5 separate regions of the Homo sapiens genome follow, and all the other regions are linked to region 2. Evidence: chromatin contacts called from ENCODE Hi-C or POLR2A ChIA-PET data. All regions are on one chromosome and are shown on one strand. Each heading gives the region's core, a stretch centred on a gene start or an enhancer-like site at or near the end of the contact. The rest is flanking DNA. Distances are from core to core; before and after follow the strand shown.

Region 1 (2,700 bases), core at 127-2,626, 260 kb before region 2:
CTATTATGATAGAGTTTTTCACAATTTTAAAGCTATTCTTTTGATTTTGAAAGCAAGTTCTGTATTTTCATCACAATGAGATGTGTCCCTATAAAACCTTGCATAAATGCCATTTACATATTCTCTCTCTTATACACACACTCATACACACACAGAGAGACAATTGAAGATAGTCCATAAGTCCCTTACTTAAACTGGTCATAAGATGTCTTTGTCACATAGAATAAAATAAATATCTTGAGTCCATACGAGTAGAATAAATAACAGAATAAAATGGGTAAGTAAATGGGGGAGGAGAGAGAGGTCATATGGAAGAATTCTACTAACAAATGCAGAAAGAATAAGGAAAATACAAAATCATCATTTGGTGAACACCACAGTAATGGTGGTTGCAGGCAAAGTCTGCCAAATGTTTGTGGATAAAAGGGATATTTGCCTAGTGCCAAAGTATCTCCCCACAAAATGTCTATTAATCAGAGTGAAAAATATAGATGTCTATTCATACAAAGGGAAAAATTAATAGAAAAGGAAAACTAGTTCTTATTTATGTTTACTTTATAATTTCTTATTGTATTTCTTATGTCTTACATTTTTTATTGATATTTACTACTTGTGCACTAAGCAATGAAGCAGACACTACCTTAACCCAATGATCAAGGCTAACAAAACCAACAATGACACATATTACATCACGTGCCCCTGCTGCACTGCACTGACAAAGGCACTTCTGAGGTCTTCTTGCCTAAAACTCATACTCTCCATCAAATCATAAGAAAACATCAGACAAACCCAAATTGAAAGACGTTCTTCAAAATAACTGACCAGTGCCCTTCAAAAGTGTCAAGATCAAGAGAAACAAGGAAAGACTGAGAAGCTATCCCAGATTGGAGTATATTAAGGAGCAAGAGCTCAGTGCACTGTGGGATCTGGATTGGATCCTGGGACAGCTAAATGATGTTACAGGAACATGGGAAAACCTAAATGAAGTCTGTAGTTAATAGCATTACACCAGTGTTGGCCCCTGATTTTTTATAGATGAAGGTTATATAGTCACTCTGATTTTTTTTTTTTTGCAACCTTTCTGTAAGTCTAAAAGTATATCAAAATTAAAAGTTACTACAGAAAAAGACATCTGGGTCAGGCAAGCTCAGGTATGCTCCCTTGTCACCAGGATAGAGCCTGAATCTTCCTTCTCCCCATTCCCCCGGTCAACCCCCAGGCTCCTGTCCAGTGCCAGCCAGAGTTGGGGAGCTTTAAACCACTTCAGTACCGCTCTTGGAAGGACACAGACTTTTTATTTATTTGGAGGGCTTTGCAGAGAAGCTGTTACTGGATTTTATGAAATGACGAAAGTAGTACGTGCTCATTGTAATAAGTCAAAGAAAGAACATGTATAAAGGAAACAGCAATAAATGACTCATCCTGCCACAGTTCATCCCCACCCCATTGACAGCATTGGCATGCAGCCTCCTGCACGCTCACCGTGCACATACGGACCACAGAGGCCTGTGGTTCTCTCTCCTACACGCACAGAGAAATGGACTCAGATCACAAATATTATCATATTCTGAAACTTGCTTTTTCATTTAACAATTCATCATGGGTATTTCTTGGATACAGAGATATAGAATTCTACCTAACGTTTAGAGAGCTGCATTCTATTCCGATATTCTATAGTATGATTGTATTCTGGTTTAGTCGACCAATCTTTTTTTGATGAATATTTGTATCATTTCCACTTTTTGCCATTATAAGCAATAAATATATCTTTATCTATTGGCATTTTTGTTCCTGAAGAACAGTCTCTAAAAGGAAGGATTGTTATGATGAAACATTCTTATTTTAATAAATACTCTTGTATTACTTTCCATAACTATTTTAACAATCGCATTCCCACTAGCAATGCATGGAGAGCCTTTTTCTTCCCTCAAACTCTCACAAGCCTTCATTCATTCGGCAAGGATTTTTTGCAGGGCCGACTGTGTCTCACTCAATTAAAATGTTGCTTTAACATATATTAAATTCCCAGCCGGGTAAGGTAACTCATGCTTGTAATCCCAGCACTTTGGGAAGCTGAGGCAGGTGGATCACTTGAGGCCAGGAGTTCAAGACCAGCCTGGCCAACATGGCGAAACCCCATCTCTACTGAAAATACAAAAATTAGGCAGGCGTGGTGGTGTGCACCTGTAATTCCAGCTACTCAGGAAGCTGAGGCACGAGAATCACTTGAACCCAAGAGGCGGAGGTTGCAGTGTGCCAGGATTATACCACTGCACTCCAGCTTAGGTGATAGAGCAAAACTGTGTAGAAGGAAGGGAAGGGAAAGGAAGGGGAAGGGAGGGGAGGGGAGGGGGGGAGGGGAGGGAAAGGGAGAAGGAAGGAAAGGGAGCGAAGGGAGAAGGAAGGGAAAGAAAGAGAAAGAAAAAGAAAGAAAAAGAAAGAAAAAGGAAGGAAGGAAGGATGCAAGGAAGGAACGAAGAAAGGAAGGAAGGAAAGAAAGGAAGAAAGAAAAGAAAAAGGAAAGAAAGAAAAAAGGAAGAAAGAGAAAGAAAAGAAAATATATTAAAATCCCATATATATTTGGACCTATTTCTGGTCTATGGGCCTCTTTCATTTTTTTCCTACCCATTCTACTCTGATTACAGTAGCTTTAGAGTATAATAAGTTTTACTATTAAGTAGAGCAGGCTGCCCAATACCA
Region 2 (2,700 bases), core at 127-2,626:
GTGGGCCTTCACCCAATCTGACAGGTGTCTTTATAAAAAGAGAGAGTTAGAGGACACAGACACACACAGAAGACCATGTGAAGATGCAGGGAGAAGACGTCATCTATCTGCAAGCCAAGGAGAGAGGCTTCAGAAGGAGCCAACCCTGCCAACACCTTATCTTAAACTTCTAGCCTCCAGAACTACAAGAAAATAGATTTTTTGTTGTTTAAGCCTCCAGACTGTGGGACTTTGTTACAGCAGCTCTAGAAAACCAAAAGAGCCACAAATACTCATATATAGTATGTCTTCATTCTAATGGTACATTAAAAAAAAGATTACTGCCTCATATTGATGTTTAACCATGTGTTTGATGTTCCTGCTTTTTAACTTTTAAAGATTCTTTTATAATTCCTTGCATTTTACCCTCAGAATAATCCAATGCATTCAGAGAAATCAGGTATTCTTATTTTACAAGTGAAGAAACTGAGGCACAGAAGGATTAAGTGACTTGACCAAAGTCTTCTAGCAAGTGGTCTCCTGAACCGACAGCCTTTCTATGTACCACATTCAACCTATCAAATGGAGTATTTCACAATAACTGTCTCTGCTGGTGCTTATTTCCACATAGGTCACATTCATTCAGCAAACATATTGAGCAACTAGTTTGTGTCTGTCTTTCTTAGGAGTTGAGGAGACAATGACGGAGAGGACACAGTCCTGCTTTTGAGGAGCACATGGTCTAGGTGTGTTGACAGACACATGAACAACATTTTATATAATGTGAGAAACACTATAATCACAGCATGAGTACGGCATTGTAGGGACACCACTGAGAATGTCTTTACAGATGTGGTAGAAACTGAGTGGGTCTTGAAGAATTCAAAGGAGTTTGTCAGACAGGGATGGGGATTCCCAATGGAAGAAGCTTCATGTGCAGAGGCCCAGAGTTGTGCAAGGTGGGAACAAGGACGCTGAGGATGGAAAAGAGATTGGAGTGTGGCAGTGCAGGGAGGGGGAGATTTCATACTTGTCTACTAAAAACGTTAGATACCTTTAGCTTTATGACAAACTCACTGTTTTGTGGTTCTTCATTTTTCACTAGTTTCACCAAGACAGACTTTTTTGGGGGCCGTTCCTATAGATCTTACTTCTCACATTTTAATGAGTATGATGTATCACCTGGGGATTTTGTTAGAGTGCAGATTCTGATTCTGAGAGGGGCCTGCTAGTCTGCATTTCTAGAAGATTCCATGTCAGATTCTCGCTGCTGGAGCCTGGACCACACTTTGAATAGCAAAGCTTAGTCTGTAAAGTAAGAAATCAGAAGATTGGGTTGACCACATTTGTATTTTAGGAAGTTAAACCAGACAAACATGTGTAAAACTGGTTGTAAGCGACTTGCTGCTGCAAGTCACAAAACAAAAGTTCTGCGGATATGTATCCTGTGGGTTATGACTCATTTCAGGAATTCCTCAAATGGCAAGAATACCTCAAAGATTCATGAAATATGCATTATTTGAATGTACTATGTATGTTTCTTCCTAATTTAATACTTTAGTCCTAGTATAGAAGTGGAATTTTAGTAGAATTCTTATAAGTAAGTAGTATGTTTCAATTACAGGATATCTACAGCAAAAAATAAAATGACTTAAAAATAATACAAATAAAACCAGCAGTAGTTGACTTGGTGCCATCTTTTCTCAGGAACGTGAGTAATGACTGGGTCCCATACATGGAGAACAGATTGCTCCACGCAAGGCCTATTAGAAGTTAACACCAAAGCAGATGTTCTTGAAGCTACTGTTACCATTATAGATGCAAATCCAGACAAGCTGTTCCCATTTTATAGGAAAAAAAATGTAATAATAAATTACCATACTTACCTTAATGGCTTAATAAGAATTCATTAGTGAGCATTCATAAAAGAGGATAAGAAGTTTAAAAATGTACTGCTTAAAATAATTAATACTTTTATCACATCAGAAGCCTAAGACATAGTAAGCAATAGCAGATGGTAATTTTAATATCTTACAAATATCATGAAGGCTGCTGGAACCCAAGGTAGAAAACTGCAAAATACAATGACTTTGGGGTCAGTTGTAATTATAAAGAAGCTCAAAGGTCAGAGACCAGATGGAATCCCTCTCAAGTTTAATCCAGAGATGTTTCTCACAAAGAATTTAATAGGTGATTGCTTTCCCTCAAAGCCTATTTGAATGCTAGCCCTGAAAGAATTTACAAATTTTAAAGGGGGAACTTGGCCGGGCACGGTAGCTCACACCTGTAATCCCAGCACTTTGGGAGGCCTAGGAGAGTGGGTCGCCTGAGGTCAGGAGTTCGGGACCAGCCTGGTCAACATAGTGAAACCCCGTCTCTACTAAAAATACAAAAAAAAAAAAAATTAGCCTGGTGTAGTGGCACATGCTTGTAATCCCAGCTACTCAGGATGCTGAGGCAGGAGAATTCGCTTGAACCTGAGAGGCGGCGGTTGCAGTGAGCCAAGATCACACCATTGCACTCCAGTCTGGGCAACACAAGCGAAACTCCGTCTCAAAAAATTATAAAATAAAATAAAATACAGGGGGATCTTATATTCTTTGGCCTTATATTCTATAAGGAGCTTTCTGGTGCCTTGAATCAACACAATTCCTGATGGATTCAAAGCCAAACTTTATGTAGTTTCCCATTGCCTCATTAAACTGCTCAGTGGTAGAAGCT
Region 3 (2,700 bases), core at 126-2,625, 300 kb before region 2:
AATGCCTGATGATCTGAGGTGGAACAGTTTCATCCCAAAACCATTTCCCCTACCCCCATCCATGGAAAAACTGTTTTCCACAAAACCGGTCCCAGGCGCCAAAAAGGTTGGGGACCGCTGCTGTGGCACTGCCATTTCTCAAGCTACCTAGAAGCTAGTTTGAACAGTGTGTGTATTTAAAGTAAATTTCATTTGGGACATTTTATTACAGAAGCTTATTATCTCTTTTTAAAGGAATCTTTCTTCTCAGGATCTTAAGGCATCTTATATCCATTGAAAAGGCCTCCTGTACCATGACAGCTTCTTCAAAGGACACCCTAGATAATAGCACAGGAATCCCAGGGAGATGAAATACCCTGAGATCCACAGACTTCCCTGAGATGGGGAGTCCTGTTTCCTCCTCTACCAAGCTGCTAACCAGTGGCCAAGTCAGATTAAGCTGTATTTCCTCCCAACCCCCCCACCCCCAATCTGCAGTGGAGGAGGTTTTAAGCAGGCAGTGGTTAAATCCTGGAAGGAGAAATTAGAGGAAATGAAAAGACTCTCCCAACTTGGATGAGAAAGTGGTGGAGTGACAGGGTGGGCAAGACCCCAGCAAGCTGTCCGGGGCCAGGCCCATCCAGGAGTCCGGTGTGTTTCAGTGTCTGCCCAGGCCTCCTGTCTAGGAAGCTTTCCTGCCAGGTTCAGAAAATGAAGAACATAAACCACAGGACCCTATTTTATGGGTAGAAATAATGTCAATGAGGGCAAATGGAGAAGAGTGAGGCAACAGCCACATCCGTCCAGGAAGGATGCCTGGGACACAGGTGGTTCTGCCAAAGAGCCAGAAGGATGGAAGGAAATCTCAAAATTCAGATGAGAAGCCAGACAGTAGGAAAGCCAAAAAAGCACAATCTAATAATTTAGAAAATGAAAGAGGAGGAGGGCTGTTAAAGATATTCTCTGCTCCTTCGTAACATCTCAGCTCCTCTCTTCCTATGTAGAAATAAACGCTCACTGCAAAAGGCAATGATTTGCTTAGAAAAAATTCATTTAAAATGTCTTGCAATTATTGACACTGTCATCAGATCTTGGCAGTAGCAGCTTATTATTACCTCCTATGTATGTTTGCCGGGAGAAGAGTCTCATTGTTTAGGAGGGAGAAATAAAGCAAAAGTCCAAGGGTATTGTGCTTGAAATACATGCCTAGAGATATGGAGTTGATTGCCCCAGAAAAAAAAGGAAGCCTATGTGTATATTATTATTCACCTCGGTAGCCCGAATCCTCTATTTCTCTCTCTCTCTCTCTCTCTCTCTCTCTCTCTCTCTCTCTCATACAGTTGAGCTCAGCTGGGCAGCCATCCAAGTGATTCATATTAAATTCTAGCTATATTCAGCACAAAAGTCATCTAGCATCAGAGGATCAAAGTTACATCAACTAACAAGCACTGGGGGATTGATAAGCTGCTAAAATTAGGTCATTGCATAGCAGCAGCCTTTGATGGATGAAGTGAAATTTAGCCGCGGGTTTGCTATTTAAAGATCTGTTACAGCACCCTTTCCTGTAGCCACAATGAACACACAACAAAGTATCATGTGTCTGATTAAATGTTTAATCATCGCTGTTGAGCTTGCCGACTGTGGCAAAGATTCAGTTTCCTTAAGAGTGCATTCAGCTCTTGGGCCAAGCCAGTACCTGCATTTTAATTCCCACATCCAGAGCCTTACAACAGGGCCCATTTCTCCCTCCTCAGGATGAATTCTGTAAAGTTAGTTTAATCGTTTTTAAAAGCATTTGGTCACACAGTTCCACCTCTAAGTCCCTGTCAGTTCAGTGTTTCAAAACTCTTCGTCAGCGTCACACACACACACACACACACACACACACACACACACACACGGCTCCAGACTGCCCAGTGGATGCAGCAACTGGTCTGGTGAGCGCATTTCTGTTTCTTGCTCATTCCCTCAATTTCAGAATCACACACCTGTCCAAAATGGCTCACGTCTCTCTCTTCTTTGGGACTGTTTTTGTTTCCAGATGGGTTAAGGTGGGGATTTGACTTCATTTGGTTTAGGTTTTGGCTGTGGCTGAGGCCCCAGGCATGTGGCAGTCACCAGTTCTGATTTCATAACTCCCATGGCCAGGCCAGGAGCCACACAGGAAGCCGGAAGGGGCCTCGGGTCAGTGTGTCCTGTCCCAGCAGCACGGGGTGGGGGACTGTGTGCCCCCAGGTGTCCTATCCACCCCTCAGCTCCAAAGGGCATGTGGACATGCGTCAGGTCCCCTGAGGCCATCTACAAACACCAGATGGACTGTTGAGCTTCCCAGGCTCAGAACCTAAGAACCCGCAACTGGAAGGAAAAGGCAGCAGAAGATGAGAAAAACGGTCAGGGAGGAAAGAAAACACTTTAACCCAAACAAAGTTTAAAATAAAATAAAGAGTGGTGAACACTCAGCTGGGAGAGGAGAGGAGGCCTCTGTGGGCAAAGGGAAATGCTGCTGAGAGGCAGCTAAGCCTGAGTCTGGAAGACTGGAGGGAGGCAGCTCCAGGGTGAGCACCTGGAGTGCACAAGGCTCTGGAAGGGGAGGGCAAGGGGTATCACCCTCCCCAGAGCCCCAGGGAAGCCTGATTCATCAGTACACCCAGGAAGGGGCTGGCTGCAGCGATAGCCCCCTGCCCAGTTGTCCCAGATGAACCCTGGGCTTGGAAACAGTCC
Region 4 (2,700 bases), core at 151-2,650, 360 kb before region 2:
TGACCAGGTGTGGTGGCTTACACCTGTAATCCCAACACTTTGGGAGGACAAGGTGGGTGGATCACTTGAGGTCAGGAATTCAGGACCAGCCTGGCCAACAGGGTGAAACCTCGTATCTACTAAAAATACAAAAATTAGCTGGTCTTGATGGTGCACACCTGTAGTCCCAGCTACTTGGGAAGCTGAGGCAGGAGAATGACTTGAACCTGGGTGGAGGAGGTTGCAGTGAGCCAAGCTCGTGCCACTGCACTCCAGCCTGGGTGACAGAGCGAGACTCCATCCCAAAAAAAAAAAAAAAAAAAAAGAGAGAGATTTACAGGGACTTTGCAGTGGGCCCTGGAGAACCATCTTTCCTTGCTGCAGACCCAGATGCTGGTGGGAGCATCTGGGGAAGCGCGCTGAGAACCTCCGTCGTTCCTCTTCCCCGGCCTCCACTCCCCAGCCTTGCCAGTGCTGGACAGACGCAGTTGCCTGGGGACACAGGAGCAGCTTCAGCTTTCCCACCAGCTTGGGTTAGCACCACAGACATGTAGGCCACTCGTTGTTCAGTCACAAGCAGGTGTCCTTCCTTCTTCCTCACTCACCAAGGACGCAGTGTTTATCACAGACTGCATGCACGTGATCATGTCCAGAAGCAAAATAAGCTACTGAAACATTAAACCAGCCTTCCTCTGATCCTGAATCTGATCCTCCTACCTGCCCAGGTGGTCAAGTGACTCAGGGAGCCTCCCACATTCTCAGTTTCCTCCTCTGCAAAAAGCAGCCTCTGACACTTTCTTTTTTATTATTATAAATTTTTTTTTGAGATGGAGTCTCACTCTGTCACCCAGACTGGAGTGCAGCGGCGTGATCTCAGCTCACTGCAACCTCCGCCTCCCAGGTTCAAGCAACGCTCGTGCCTCAGCCTCTCAAGTAGCTGGGTCTATGGGTGCACACTACCACACCTGGCTAATGTTTGTATTTTTAGTAGAGATGGGGTTTCGCCGTGTTGGCCACACTAGTCTTGAACTCCTGACCTCAGGTTATCTGCCTGCCTGGGGCTCCCAAAGTGCTAGGATTACAGGCATGAGCCACCGCACCCAGCCAGCCGCTGACACTTTCTTGCTGGGTGCTGTGAAAATAACAGCCCAGCACGTGGGAAACCCGGGCCTCTGTGACAGTTAACAGCCCTGTGCTGTCTTCCTGAGGGGCAGAAGCTCAAGGACAGGTGCCTCTCAGGCCCTCAAGCCTCCCATCTCCCAGGGCTGTCTTCTTCTGTCTTCAAATTGGCAACCCAAATATGGCATGCCGCTCACTAAACAAAACTCCTCCGGGCATCCTCCCACAAGGACAGTCATATGTCCCAGACTTTTGCAGAACATCTGGAAGCCACAGGACAGCACCCTGCATGTCCCAGCCACCCTAAGAGTTGGCCAGCAGGCACCTGTCCCTAAAAGCCCTCCGCCGCTGCCTGGCCACAGAAACATTCTGGGCCACCTCTTCAGCTCATGGGCCCCTCTTGCCTTTCTCATGCCTGACACAGGATGTTCCACAAGTGGAAGAAGTTAGCTTCTCGTCTCACAATTTTACTTTTGAAACCATCTTTCCTCAACCAAAATAGCGCCTGGGGTTGTTTTGCAAAACAAAACAGTTTTCGGCCTCTGCTGACTGTAAAAAATAACTTCCTCCTGCCTGCTGTATAATCTACTCCTAAACCCACCCCAACATCACAAACGCACAAGAAAAACCTGAAAGGTTTGGCCATCAAATACACACAAGGGCTCTCTGGCATGTAGAACCGTAGCTGCCCCGAAGCCACTTCCAGCTGGACCCGAGGGAGGCACGGCCATAGTCCAGCAGGTGTGGCCCCCAGGCCTGGAGGACGGAGTCTGTCCCACATGGCCAACAGCAGATGGGCCCAGGTCCCCCTGCCCATCACAAGAGACGAGGCATAAAACCGTAATGCTAATGTATTTGTTTACGGTGAGGTACAGGCTCCAAAATGACAGGTTCTACCTGTTTTCTGTCCTGAGCAAAGACAGGTGTGGACGGGAGAGAAAGAATACATATTCTATTTTTCTTTTTACTCAGAAACTAATTCCTCAGGATAGTCTCCTGATACTGTTGCCCCCACTATCCTCACTATCCCCTGAAACCCCTGTTTCAGAGCAGGGCTGCCTTCTGCCCTCCCCTCCTGGGGGCTGGGCGCGAGTTGTTAGAGCAATGCAGGAGGTGGGCAGTTCAGGGCAGCTTTGGATGCCTCAGGTCCCACAGGAGCAAATAAACCCTGGACTTCTTGATGCCGTCACAGCCTGGCAGCACCTGCTTGTCCAGCAGACCAGCCACCGCTCCCCGATTCACCATGCCTCAGCCACGTGGGCCAACATTCCCTTCCACTGAAGGCACCTGTGAGACTACAGGGACCACCAGCCACAATATCAAGCCCTCCTCCTCCTGCCCCATCACCCCTAGCCACCCAGGCTCAGGAAGATGCCCTTCAGAGCACCATGCTCAGCCGCCCGCTCATGAGAGTGCAGGCCAGCCCCCTCGCCCATCTCACTCACACCATTTCCAGAAATGCCAGCACGGCCTTCTGAATAAGAGTGAGGCAAAATTCAAACCACGTTTAAATTGTTTGAGGATCACATCCACCACCAGTTAGCATGGGTGAAGAGTCCGTGGAGAGGGTACTGCAGGGCTTCCGTGGAAGCAACTGTATTT
Region 5 (2,700 bases), core at 107-2,606, 470 kb before region 2:
AGACAAGCATAGAGTCCTTCTGAGCTTAGAGCCTTACGTGACCACAAGGGCCACATATCCAGGAAGCTGGCCCTGCTTTTGAACTGGAAAAGTTCTGATCAATTTTCTTCTATCAGTTATTTAATTATTTTCCTCCCTCAAGTCTCTCTGTTCTCTCCTCCTGGAACTCCTAGTAAATACATAAAGAAACGTCTAGCTCCCGCTCGTGTCAATTGTCTCTTACTTGGATTTCTTTGTCCCCATGAATGACATTCTACAAGAACCCCTTGGTCTTTCAGTTCACTAATTTATTCTTCAATCACGTCTGTTTTGCTAGGTTTCATTAACAATCATCTTTTAAATTTCAAAGTTTTATAGTTCTTTTTTGTAACAGCCTCTTCTTGTTTCAAGGATAGTTTACATTCTCTAATCTTCTCAAACATGTTAAATATGATCACCTTTAAAACTTTAAACTGCTGTGTTTAGCTGTTTCCTTGAGCAGGGAGAGTTCCGTTTGTTGAAGTTGAATGCCACTGTTTCGTAGCATTCATTTTGCTGACATGTTTGACAGCTCTCATCTATCTGATTATCTTCCTCTTTGAGAATCCCTGACCAGTCATGTTTCTCCCTGCTCAAGTGAAATAAAGGCCTCAAATAGATCAGTGGTTTTCAACTCTTTTTAGCATAGATAAATGTTGTAAAATAAAATTTTATTTGTGGAAATACAGTGTGTAAATCCACAGTGGAAAGGCAATAATTGAGGCAGAGATGCCCTGCAACCCTAGAGGTGCCCGCTTGGACCCTTGGTGTTCCCTCTGCAGCCTCACCACACAGTGGGCCTTCTCTGTGATTGCTGGGCTGAGCGATCCTGGATCCTCACAGCCCATGTCTCAACAGTTAATGAACCAGGTGATCTGCACATGTATTTCAAGCTCCTGTATTATCCCTGATGAGGATATCTAGATTTGAACTTCTTTGAAATTCCTTCCTAAATATTTATTTTGTCATGTTTCTACATATGGAAGGGTCCTCATGGCAGATAGACTCACAGGGACTTACACACTACCACACTCTTTAATGGGAACAGACCTCCTATTACTGACTTCTTGACAAAGTCTTGAAAAAGAATGAAAATGAGGATGCAAGTCACCAGGGAAGGCAGAGGAATATTTCTTTTATTTAAGCGGACTTGCTGATTTCAAAAGAACCATTTCCAGAAAAGACTGGGCTAAGCTCCAATCTTGGCCTCCGTATATAATGCAAAAGTAGATGCTATAAACTAGTAAATTCATGGCATTCGATCATAAAAAAGAAGAAGAGATGCATTTTCTGTTAGACCCTGAGGCTGTACTTTCCCAACCGCTGTGTAGAGCAAACACCAGGTGGGGAGATGGCTTTGTGGACATGCAATCCAGTTTCTAATCCAGAAATAGGTCAGAGCACCAATGTGAAAATACCTGTTGTTTTTAAATAGGTCTGTGTGTCTCAGTGTGTGTGTGTGTGTGTGTGTGTGTGTGTGTGTGTTTTCCTTAAGGGCACTTGAGATGCCGCAAAGAAATGAGGAAGTGGAAGTTTTGAATTGGTTTTTCTTCTTTTGTCTAGGGATGATTTTTTTTTAAGAGTTTCTAAGAGGTAATTGAGTTTCTTCCTCAGGAACAGTCAGTTTTTCATGAATCAAATGTATCAGTAATAATTTTTTAAATGCTGGATTATAACTTTTGAAAGTTTGCAAGTTGGGAGCATATTTCCTTGGCTCTGCGACATTCCCTCCTCTTCCTGGGGTTCTCTCCTCCTAGGACCCTGGGACCAAGCACTGCCCTTCAGGTCTTTGATCTCTCTGATCTCATAAACTTTGCTCTCCTTGTCCTTTTGAATACCTTCTAGAAGAATCCCTGGATCCTCCTCGTCAAAAGTCCACATGCTCTTGGGGGTTACCATTGTTCCGGATAATCTGGAGTTTTCATGTTGAAAACAACCACCACCACACCAACACGTTTTTCTGTTGTCCTCTTGGCAACTTCAGAGCCCTGACACCGTAGGGAAAGCGCTTAGGGATCCCATCACAGTTCAAGGGCCAGGGCCGGTGGCCTCTGCCAAGTGCCAGGCCCTCTTATCCCTGAGTGAAGCACTCACATTCCCTAAGAAGGGGCATAGGGACCAGAGCACAGGGCAGTGAGGGAAGTGCTGTGGGGCAAGGGTGGTGGTGTCTGAAGACGGCTCTGCCTTTACAAGGCCCACTGGAGCTTTATGTCTGCATGCCCCACAGCAGAACTGTCCTTGCTCTTTTTCATGTTTAAATTTATGGTGAGGTAGGAAGATTGCTTGAGCCCAGGAGGTCAAGGCTGCAGTGAGATATGATCATGCCACTATACTCCAGCCTGGGAGACAGAACAAGAGCCCATTTCAAAAAGAATTTAAGGGCCTGGCGCAGTGGCTCATGCCAATAATCCTAGCACTTTGGGAGGCCGTGGTGGGTGGATCATTGAGGTCAGGAGTTTGAGACCAGCCTGGCCAACATGGTGAAACTCCATTTCTACTAAAAAAAATAAAATACAAAAATTAGCCAGGGGTAGTGGCGTGTGCCTGTAATCCCAGCTACTCAGGAGGCTGAGGCAGGAGAATCGCTTGAGCAGAGGTTGCAGTGAGCCGCGATAATGCCACTGCACTCCAGCCTGGGTGACAGAGCAAGACTCCGTCAAAAAAAAAAAAATTAAGGTATAT

The links. A loop is a pair of places that touch in the nucleus more often than their neighbours do. ChIA-PET counts read pairs that join two places held with the same protein, here RNA polymerase II (POLR2A). Pooled maps may share reads with other maps.
Region 1: a loop to region 2 is called in a pooled map, with 10 times the contacts of the local background. The contact joins two enhancer-like sites. A Hi-C loop is called at or near these places in 1 of 37 single-sample maps with no recorded cell type and 9 of 50 pooled maps. POLR2A ChIA-PET finds 5 or more read pairs at or near these places in 6 of 52 experiments (BJ, Caco-2, IMR-90 and 2 more).
Region 3: a pooled map shows a loop between it and region 2 (8-fold over the local background). The contact joins two enhancer-like sites. A Hi-C loop is called at or near these places in 5 of 50 pooled maps. POLR2A ChIA-PET finds 5 or more read pairs at or near these places in 5 of 52 experiments (B cell, GM12878, activated CD8-positive, alpha-beta memory T cell and 1 more).
Region 4: a loop to region 2 is called in a pooled map, with 2.7 times the contacts of the local background. The contact joins two enhancer-like sites. A Hi-C loop is called at or near these places in 7 of 50 pooled maps. POLR2A ChIA-PET finds 5 or more read pairs at or near these places in 2 of 52 experiments (CD8-positive, alpha-beta memory T cell and Panc1).
Region 5: a loop to region 2 is called in a pooled map, with 2.9 times the contacts of the local background. The contact joins two enhancer-like sites. A Hi-C loop is called at or near these places in 6 of 50 pooled maps. POLR2A ChIA-PET finds 5 or more read pairs at or near these places in 2 of 52 experiments (MCF 10A and RWPE1).

The regions. Positions count from the first base shown.
Region 1 is chr9:91,130,300-91,132,999 of GRCh38, forward strand. All of the region lies in intron 1 of LINC02937 (long intergenic non-protein coding RNA 2937), which reads right to left. All of the region lies in intron 2 of LINC00484 (long intergenic non-protein coding RNA 484), which reads left to right. Among named protein-coding and RNA genes, the nearest start is that of LINC00484, 13 kb to the left of the region's middle. Within about 2 kb of position 1,377, at least 9 of the 41 ENCODE cell types and tissues checked have a DNase peak (open chromatin) inside an H3K27ac peak, as active enhancers do.
Region 2 is chr9:91,394,600-91,397,299 of GRCh38, forward strand. No RefSeq gene overlaps it. Among named protein-coding and RNA genes, the nearest start is that of NFIL3, 28 kb to the right of the region's middle. Within about 2 kb of position 1,377, at least 5 of the 41 ENCODE cell types and tissues checked have a DNase peak (open chromatin) inside an H3K27ac peak, as active enhancers do.
Region 3 is chr9:91,098,861-91,101,560 of GRCh38, forward strand. The region is part of intron 4 of LINC02937 (long intergenic non-protein coding RNA 2937); the gene reads right to left. Among named protein-coding and RNA genes, the nearest start is that of LINC00484, 19 kb to the right of the region's middle. Within about 2 kb of position 1,376, at least 21 of the 41 ENCODE cell types and tissues checked have a DNase peak (open chromatin) inside an H3K27ac peak, as active enhancers do.
Region 4 is chr9:91,034,156-91,036,855 of GRCh38, forward strand. No RefSeq gene overlaps it. Among named protein-coding and RNA genes, the nearest start is that of LINC02957, 38 kb to the left of the region's middle. RefSeq lists enhancers at 1,252-1,511, 1,622-1,671, 1,682-1,731. Within about 2 kb of position 1,401, at least 3 of the 41 ENCODE cell types and tissues checked have a DNase peak (open chromatin) inside an H3K27ac peak, as active enhancers do.
Region 5 is chr9:90,922,660-90,925,359 of GRCh38, forward strand. No RefSeq gene overlaps it. Among named protein-coding and RNA genes, the nearest start is that of LINC02957, 73 kb to the right of the region's middle. RefSeq lists an enhancer at 1,526-1,575. Within about 2 kb of position 1,357, at least 4 of the 41 ENCODE cell types and tissues checked have a DNase peak (open chromatin) inside an H3K27ac peak, as active enhancers do.